3 separate regions of the Mus musculus genome follow, and all the other regions are linked to region 1. Evidence: chromatin loops called from intact Hi-C (ENCODE). Cell type or tissue: left cerebral cortex. All regions are shown on one strand.

Region 1 (2,500 bases):
ATGGCAGTGTGCCTACCTTGTGGCTGTCCTTTAATCCCTCTTGCTTTGAAATGCTCATTTGCAACCAGGAAGGCAGGTCCCCTGCTTGGATCTGGTCAAGGGGCTTGTAAAAGAGGCTCTCACTTCAGTTCAATTCCTGTTCTCTTCAAGTTTAAGAAAAAGGAATGTTGGCTAACATTTAGTCCTGGGGACATACTTTCAGGTTTCATCAGTGTCTTCTCTGTTGATTTTAAAGGATAACACAGCATGCCCATAATTCAGGAGGACTTAGGTGAGTTCCCTCTAAGATATTCCCCTATCTTAAGTTGGAGGAGTTAGAGTCAGTAAATGAAATGACTGAGCCCCCAAGCAAGAGCCAGGGCAGTCTGGCACATGCTCACAGCCTTGGGCTGCTCTAAGTTGTCTTACTTGGAGCAAAGCAAATCTGAGAGAGCCAAAGCAAGAGACAGAGACAGACAGACAGACAGACAGACAGACAGACAGACAGACAGAGACAGAGACAGAGAGACAGAGGGAGAGAAGGAGAGAGACAGGGAGAGAGGGAGAGACAGAGAGACAGCAACAGAGAGAGACAGAGACACTAATGCTACCATTATTCTGATGAAAAATTGGTAACTACTGAGCTTGTAATTCTCAACCAGGAAGATTTAGAAAACTGGTCAAAATGTATTTCTCCAAGTTGAAACAATATTTGCAAAGGGACTTCAGAAAGAACAAAAACCTGTGAGGTGGGACAGGTATTACCTGAAAGAAGTGCTGGTGGCCGGAGCAGGAGCAAACTGGTGTATTTCGGTTGTTGGAATTCTTGTCAACATCAGAGATGCTAGCATACCTTTATCTAAGAATGTCAGTGGCTGTGTGTAGCCCTTCGGTCCTTATTTTTAATGCATACCTCCTACTCTATGGTGTTTTTTATTTTTGTTTGTTTGGTTTTGGTTGTGTTTTATTTTCATTTTTAAATTTTAGGACAACTTTGCTAAGTAGTAGGAGACTAGCTCAGTGACATTTTCCAAAAGTCATGATTTTAAAAAGAACGGAAGATTCTGCTGTGCAGAAGCAATGTGTTCTTGTTTTTATTTTTGAAACCGACTTCTTAATTGAAAAAGCTCAACCCATTCCTATGAACCCAGTCAGGTTCTTAACTTGACCCTTCTACAGCACTCCTCCCTTTGAGCGCCCCCTTGAGGTCAGCATCTTCATAAACAGGGCCTTCCTGTCAATCACTGTTTTCTGAGAGGTTTCACAAGCAGCTGAAGAAGGAATCACACAGGTACTGTCAGTGCTAAGGAAACTATCAATGGGAAGGAACGTAAGAGCAATATTTACGGGGATCTCCCCCTGATGTCTTGTTAGATGAAGAAGCACTCAGAGCATCCTCTATATGCAGAAATTGACAGGCATTCCAGAACATTCAGAAACTGGGGGAACTAACAGCATATATAAGCAACCATTCTTCCTGCCTTCCTGACACTTAAAATCTCTTTTACTATCTCTCTTGCTTTGATCTTTTGAAAAGAAATTGCGTCAGCAGGATTCAAATTTGTTCCTTTCTCACTTTATATTTCATTATTTATTCACTCCCTTTCTTCTGCTTTCAGTTATAGTCAATTTTCTGAATACTTCCACCCCAGGATCTCTCTACATCCATACTGGCTTCTTCTGAGAGACAAGCCCATGATTTGGAGTTTCTGTTATAATTTTCAACAAGGATGTTTCAAAGTCATTTCAAACCCGACCCAACCAAACAACATTTGAAAGCTCCAGCTATTTCACGCCAAATGAGCGGCAGCAGCCGCCGAGTGTGGTGAATCTAGATGATTGATCCCTTAGGGCTGAGCCCTCTGGGAATACCTCACAGTAGAGGCTCACACACGCATGAAGGGTCTGAACCAGGTTATTGGTGAGTAACAGTGAACGGAATCAGTACCACACCTATTGCTGCTTCTTTTGGCTCAGAGTTTTCTACAGCCTTCATGCTTCCAAGGTTAGCTTTCCTCTGACGCAACCGTTTTAAAGAGCTGTGTGTGTGGAGGGCTGAGGTTGCTTGCTAAATGGCTAAATGATATTTTCTTTCACTCACATTATTTTTCTTCCCTCTTCTAAGGATATAAGAAGCTAAAACCAGATGATAAAGAAAAGGGTCCAGCCACATTCAACCCACAATAAATACACACATACATACACACCACAATTCTCTCTATTTCTCTCTCTCTCTCTCTCTCTCTCTCTCTCTCTGTGTGTGTGTGTGTGTGTGTGTGTGTGATTTGTAAAGGACTACCCTTGAAAATCAAAAGTGCAATCCTGACTCCCAGTTAAGATTCAATTCTTGAATACCAGGCATTTTCTTTGCTCATTCTGTACCAACTTAAGGCATAGTTTTGTGAGCTGCCAAGCAGCACAGCCCCTCAGGCCCAGCACTGCCCTGATGTCTTCTACAAAGCTGCCCCTCCCTTTCAGCCTTGAAGTGACTCCCAGACCAACTGGACTGTGTCCTGATCCA
Region 2 (2,500 bases), 86 kb before region 1:
TGCAATTCTAGAGATAAATCACAATGGGATGACTAGCAGGCACTCACTCTTGAGTGACACAGAGCAGGACAGTCAAGGGCAGAGACTTGTAGCATCTGCAGTCCATTTCAACACTGTGATCCAGAGGAAAGGGTGACTTCTGGACCAGTTTTTAAATCTTCAATAGCTCCTGCCCTATTTAATTTGGTGTGCATTAGACAAGTTATCAATGCTGCTGGGAAGAAAGGGTCCAATAATAGAACTTAATTTACTAGGATAGTTGAATTCCCATTCAAGGACAAGGATGAACTGCTGAGTGTTAAGAGACACCGTGAGGTTGGGTATCCATCAGTCATTCTAGATGTCACTTGCAGGACCTTGGCCTGGATCCAGTAAGGTTTACTAACACTCTGTGCAACGAAATGCTATTCCAAGCTGCTATGCACTGTAGCTAGTTTTTATTCTTATTCAGTTCAGTATTTTCTGAGTCAGGCACATTGTCTAGTTTGTGTCACACAGTCCAAGTTCCTTCTTAAATATTTCCTTGTTTTTCTAATTCCTTTATACATTGTCTCCATTCCCGTATCCCTCTACAACAGAAACTGTTATTTTAATGTACTTTCCTTTTCTTTGTGTAGGAGATGAGCATCATGGGTAGGTATGTGTTTGTTATAATTTGTGCTTAGGTTACTATTTCATAGTGCTATAATTGTTTCATTTTAAATCACTTGGTATTGTGTTTTAAACATGCATTTATTCCTAGTCCTTTGATTCCAACTGTGGCACAGTATTACATTGTGTGTTTCCAGCAGGGTGGATGTTGTACTGTAAATAATATATTACATGATTTTAAAAAGGCTGAATCTCCCAGTCTGTGGGCCCAGAAAAGCTTAGGTTGGGATTTCTCTGGAAGAGATTATCAGGCGAAAGACTGCTCACTTGTCACTATTTGGTTGCATGTTTCCTAGATGCTCATCAGAATGGTTATGTTTGCAATTCATGTGTTTGTGGACTATATACTTCTTAAGAGTTCTTACTTGTTTGTGGATCTGTACTAACTGGCTCAATACTAAGAAAATGTTTACTGTACGTTTGTTGAATAAATAAGTGGGATCGAGTAGATCAAGCCAATTAATGCAAAAGGAAATTAGCATGGTCAAATAGAAATGAGACCCATGCGGCTTAATTTACCTACACAGAGACTTTCAGTTTGCTAGTGAGGAAGAGAAAAAACACTATTCAAAAGTTGCCAGAGTTTCAGGACTCTGTGTCCTGTCTTTGAACTGCTGTTTCCTCAGAGGAGTGGAAGGGATTTCTATTATACTGAGTAAAAAGGACATGCTCTGTGGAGCTTCCCATAATTGTTCCAAGAGCAAACTGTACTTCCAATGCCACTTCTCCCAGAAGTCAACACTATTTCCTCTCTCACTCTACCTTCCGGTTAAAAAAAAAAAAAAAAAGAAAAAGAAAAGAAAGTTCCTGTTTGTGATGAACAGAGGTCGGGCTCTCCGTGGGAATATTCACAAAGAATTGACATCCTCTGCAGACAATGTCACCGTGTCATAGGGCACGTTTTACCTTCCACATTGGATCACCACGTGGAATGTGTGCAGGATGGGATATCCATCACTGGATGACAGACTTATGACAACACTGTGGATCAGCGCCAAACCAATTGGGAGATGCTCCTGGGTGGCTCCTACAATAAAATGACAGAGGGTTCTGGTCTGAAATCAAGGCGGCTGGGGCGAGAACGGGAGCATTGCAAAAACAATCCTAAAGTATTTCCAAACATAAGTCTAGGATCTAAAGGGAATCAGTGCATAACTACTTTGATTTTTCAATTTCTTATGCCTAAGAAAAATTAAATGAGGACAAAAGTGGTTAAATTCGCCACTTAGCATTATCTCCAATGTTTAAGCTTTACACCGTGCTTTTTTAAATCACATATAATATTGAGATTTTAAACTGTATAATTAAATGTCCTAGCATGGTTTCTGCCACAGTGATGAAAAGCAACTTTGGGAAGGTGGGTTCATTGGCTTACACTTCCACATTCCAGTCTGTCTTCAGCGGGAGTCTGCTGAGGAGCCCAAGGCAAGAACTCGGAGACAAGAGCTGAAGTAGCCTGAAGCTTGGAGGAACCCTGCGTACAGGTTTGTGTTCCTGTGGCTTGCTCAGCCATTTTTTTAAAACAACCCAGCACCACCTGCCCAGGTGGGCCACCTCACGTCAATCATTAATCAAGAAAACATCCTCCAGACCCAGGTACAGACCAATGTGATGGTCCTCAACTGCTGTCCCTCTTCCTAGATGAGTCTAGTTTGTGTCATTGACAAAAACTAATCAGCACACTTAGTCCCCAAAGTGTGATTGTTAAAACAGGAAGGGAAAAAATTAATAATAATAGCTTGAGATTCAGACAGAAAATTAGCACTAAGAAAGTGATGACTTTTGCATTGTTGTGAATACCTGATAGAAACAAATGGAGGGGCGGAAAATTGATTCTGAAATTCTAGTT
Region 3 (2,500 bases), 290 kb after region 1:
ATTTGAGATGGGATCTTTGAAACAAAAACAAGTCCTACTCCAATACAGAATAATTTAGCAAATCAAAGGTCAGTCATTTGCTTGTCAAGCCCAAGCATATGAAGAATACCAGGATGAACAAGAAGGCTGACACATCATTCAGTTAGTATGTCTTGCACACAAATCAGTAAGTACTTGTTTCCAACAGTCAATCCAAAATAAATAGCCTTGTATTATAGAGGGATTTACTTGTATACATTTCTCTATCCCAGCACCCAGAACAGGTCTTAGAATATGCCAAGCAGGAGAAGAGTTGCATCTTGTATTCTGCTCAGAGTGTTAGCTTTAGCTTTGAAGTTGAGGAACATCCTACATATTTTCTTTTACAATGTCAAGAACACGAATGAGTTTAAATTGACTCAAGCTGTCTCTTAAAGAACAAATGGTTCTGTATAGCTTGTCTCTTTGATCCTGAAGATATCCAGGATCTGCTGCTTTTGAAAAATCAAACCTGTTCAACATTTTCTAGCATTGGAACTGATGAAATAGTAGCTGGTATTATCAAGTCAACCTCTTATCCATCCCACTTTTTAAAACACATACCAATTGCAGACACACATACACGCACACACACAGTCATCAGCCAAATGACTGTTCAAACTGATGAATGCAAGAAGGCAGTGACCATGGGTAAGAATTTGTACAAATATGAGTTCATAAATGTGCAAACTTAATTTTTGTCATTGATGAAGATAACATCCATTAAATGTATTCCAGTAGATAAAAGTTCAAAATATTAAAATAACTTAACAAAAATGTTATAAATGTGGTTCAAATAACACAAAAGCACAAAGTAAATAGTTAAAAATCAAAGAATCCTGGGTGACTTTCTGGAAGTCTCCAAAAAAGTCATGCAAATCCTTCTAACAAAAAGAAATGGTGGAAATCAAAAAAATAGTAAGTTGTAATCAAGAGTGATGACAAAATAACCTGCCTTTCCAGGTGGTTGTATAGGAAGCTTTTGCCATAGGAAGAATCAATATTAAATACTATAAAGATGTAACTCCATCACTAGTAGTTTGTAAAAAGCCTGGGTTCAGTTGGGGACTGACCTGTGTCTTCCCAACAGTGAAGTAACTCCACTTAAAGATGGCACTTCTAGGCAAGGGTGAAAGCCTCCCTGTCCAGTCTGAGATGCAACTTCTACTAAGCTTGTCAAAATTTGAAGGACCTGAATTTATGGCATAGTCAATAAATAGTGGCAGTTTAAGCACCGCATATGAGATGCCCATTCTAATCATTGTGATCTCTGAAATGTGAGCTTCCTTCACACCATAAAGCTAAGGGAAGCCAAAACCTACTTCCTTTAAAATAAAGACTGGTTTACACCACTATGCACTTCATGAGAATGTTATTTCCATTCAATGATATAATAACAGGAGCAATAAATCCTCTACTACTCATGGACACTCTCGTTGCCCAGGACCAAGGAAGAGGCACAAAGCATGCACTTGCTGGATTTGAGGCTCCTGAATGTTGTGAAATTTGGGGTGTTTCCTAGGGAAACGGATCAGTAGTATTACATAATTAAATGCACCACATCTGCTTAGCAACAAATTTGTATTGGCAAAAAATGTACTCAGCGTACTAAGCTAGAGTCACCCTCATGAATACCACAGAGGATCTTGGAAAGCTAGAATATCTCCAGTAAGGGATGCTAATTTACAAGACACAGAAAAAGAATATGCAAATTTTTGTAAACAACTATTATTTGGAAAAGCATCCTGGAATACTAAGAAGCAATAAGAACAAGAGAAAACACACATACATAATTTACACACACACACACACACACACAACACACACAACACCTGAAGGCCTAATCTCACAATTCTAGTTGAATGATTTTTCTGGTAAATTCACTACATCAGAGCTGATATTAAAATGTTAGTGTGAACACAAAGCCTTTTTGCTGCTCTAATCTGTGAGAGACTCAAAACTTTCTGTTTCCAAGACAGTGTTTGTCCCCTTCTGGAAATATTTTTGGTGACCTGCTTTAACTGAACTACTTTGGGGAAATAAAAGAGAAACTTGTAATTCTGTCTTCATAAATGCTTACCACTTCAGAAATTGTACTTTTCAGGGCTAGAGGGATAACTCATTAATTAAGACCTTATACTGTGCTTACAAAGGACCAGAGTTCAGTTCCCAGAAGCCATATCAGGTAACTCACAACCTCCTGTGACTTCAGCTCTAGGGTCTCATACACCGCCCAGGGAACAGGAACTCATATGCACATATATACACAAAGAGGAGTACACACACAAGAAGGCACACACATGTCCACACAGCTAAAATAAATAGATTTTTTAAAGATTAAAACTTTTCCACCATTGTCTCTTTGTACTCAGAGAATTTTGTTATTATTATTATTATTATTATTATTGTTTTGTTTTTGTTTTTGTGACTTCTTTGCAAAATTCAGTCACACATATCTTGAATACCTTGACACTAGTGAGCA

Evidence for each region. Peaks named below come from ENCODE experiments on the same cell type or tissue, not always from the same donor. Only the 100,000 strongest peaks of a DNase experiment are listed, where the experiment ranks them.
Region 2: a loop joins it to region 1, with 5 times the contacts of the local background. A loop is called at or near these places in 5 of 42 quality-filtered maps.
Region 3: it touches region 1 in a loop (2.0-fold over the local background); 6 of 42 quality-filtered maps call a loop at or near these places.

Annotation. Positions count from the first base shown.
Region 1 is chr10:56,839,748-56,842,247 of GRCm38, forward strand. No RefSeq gene overlaps it. Among named protein-coding and RNA genes, the nearest start is that of Gm36769, 94 kb to the right of the region's middle. In left cerebral cortex, a CTCF peak has its summit at 1,188 (motif pointing left); DNase peaks (open chromatin) are centred at 26 and 1,191; H3K27ac peaks cover 332 bases.
Region 2 is chr10:56,753,430-56,755,929 of GRCm38, forward strand. No RefSeq gene overlaps it. Among named protein-coding and RNA genes, the nearest start is that of Gm36769, 180 kb to the right of the region's middle. In left cerebral cortex, no CTCF peak of the experiment used is centred here; a DNase peak (open chromatin) is centred at 1,187; H3K27ac peaks cover 175 bases.
Region 3 is chr10:57,125,763-57,128,262 of GRCm38, forward strand. The region is part of intron 1 of Gm40652 (a long non-coding RNA gene); the gene reads left to right. Among named protein-coding and RNA genes, the nearest start is that of Gm40652, 9.8 kb to the left of the region's middle. In left cerebral cortex, no CTCF peak of the experiment used is centred here; a DNase peak (open chromatin) is centred at 1,562.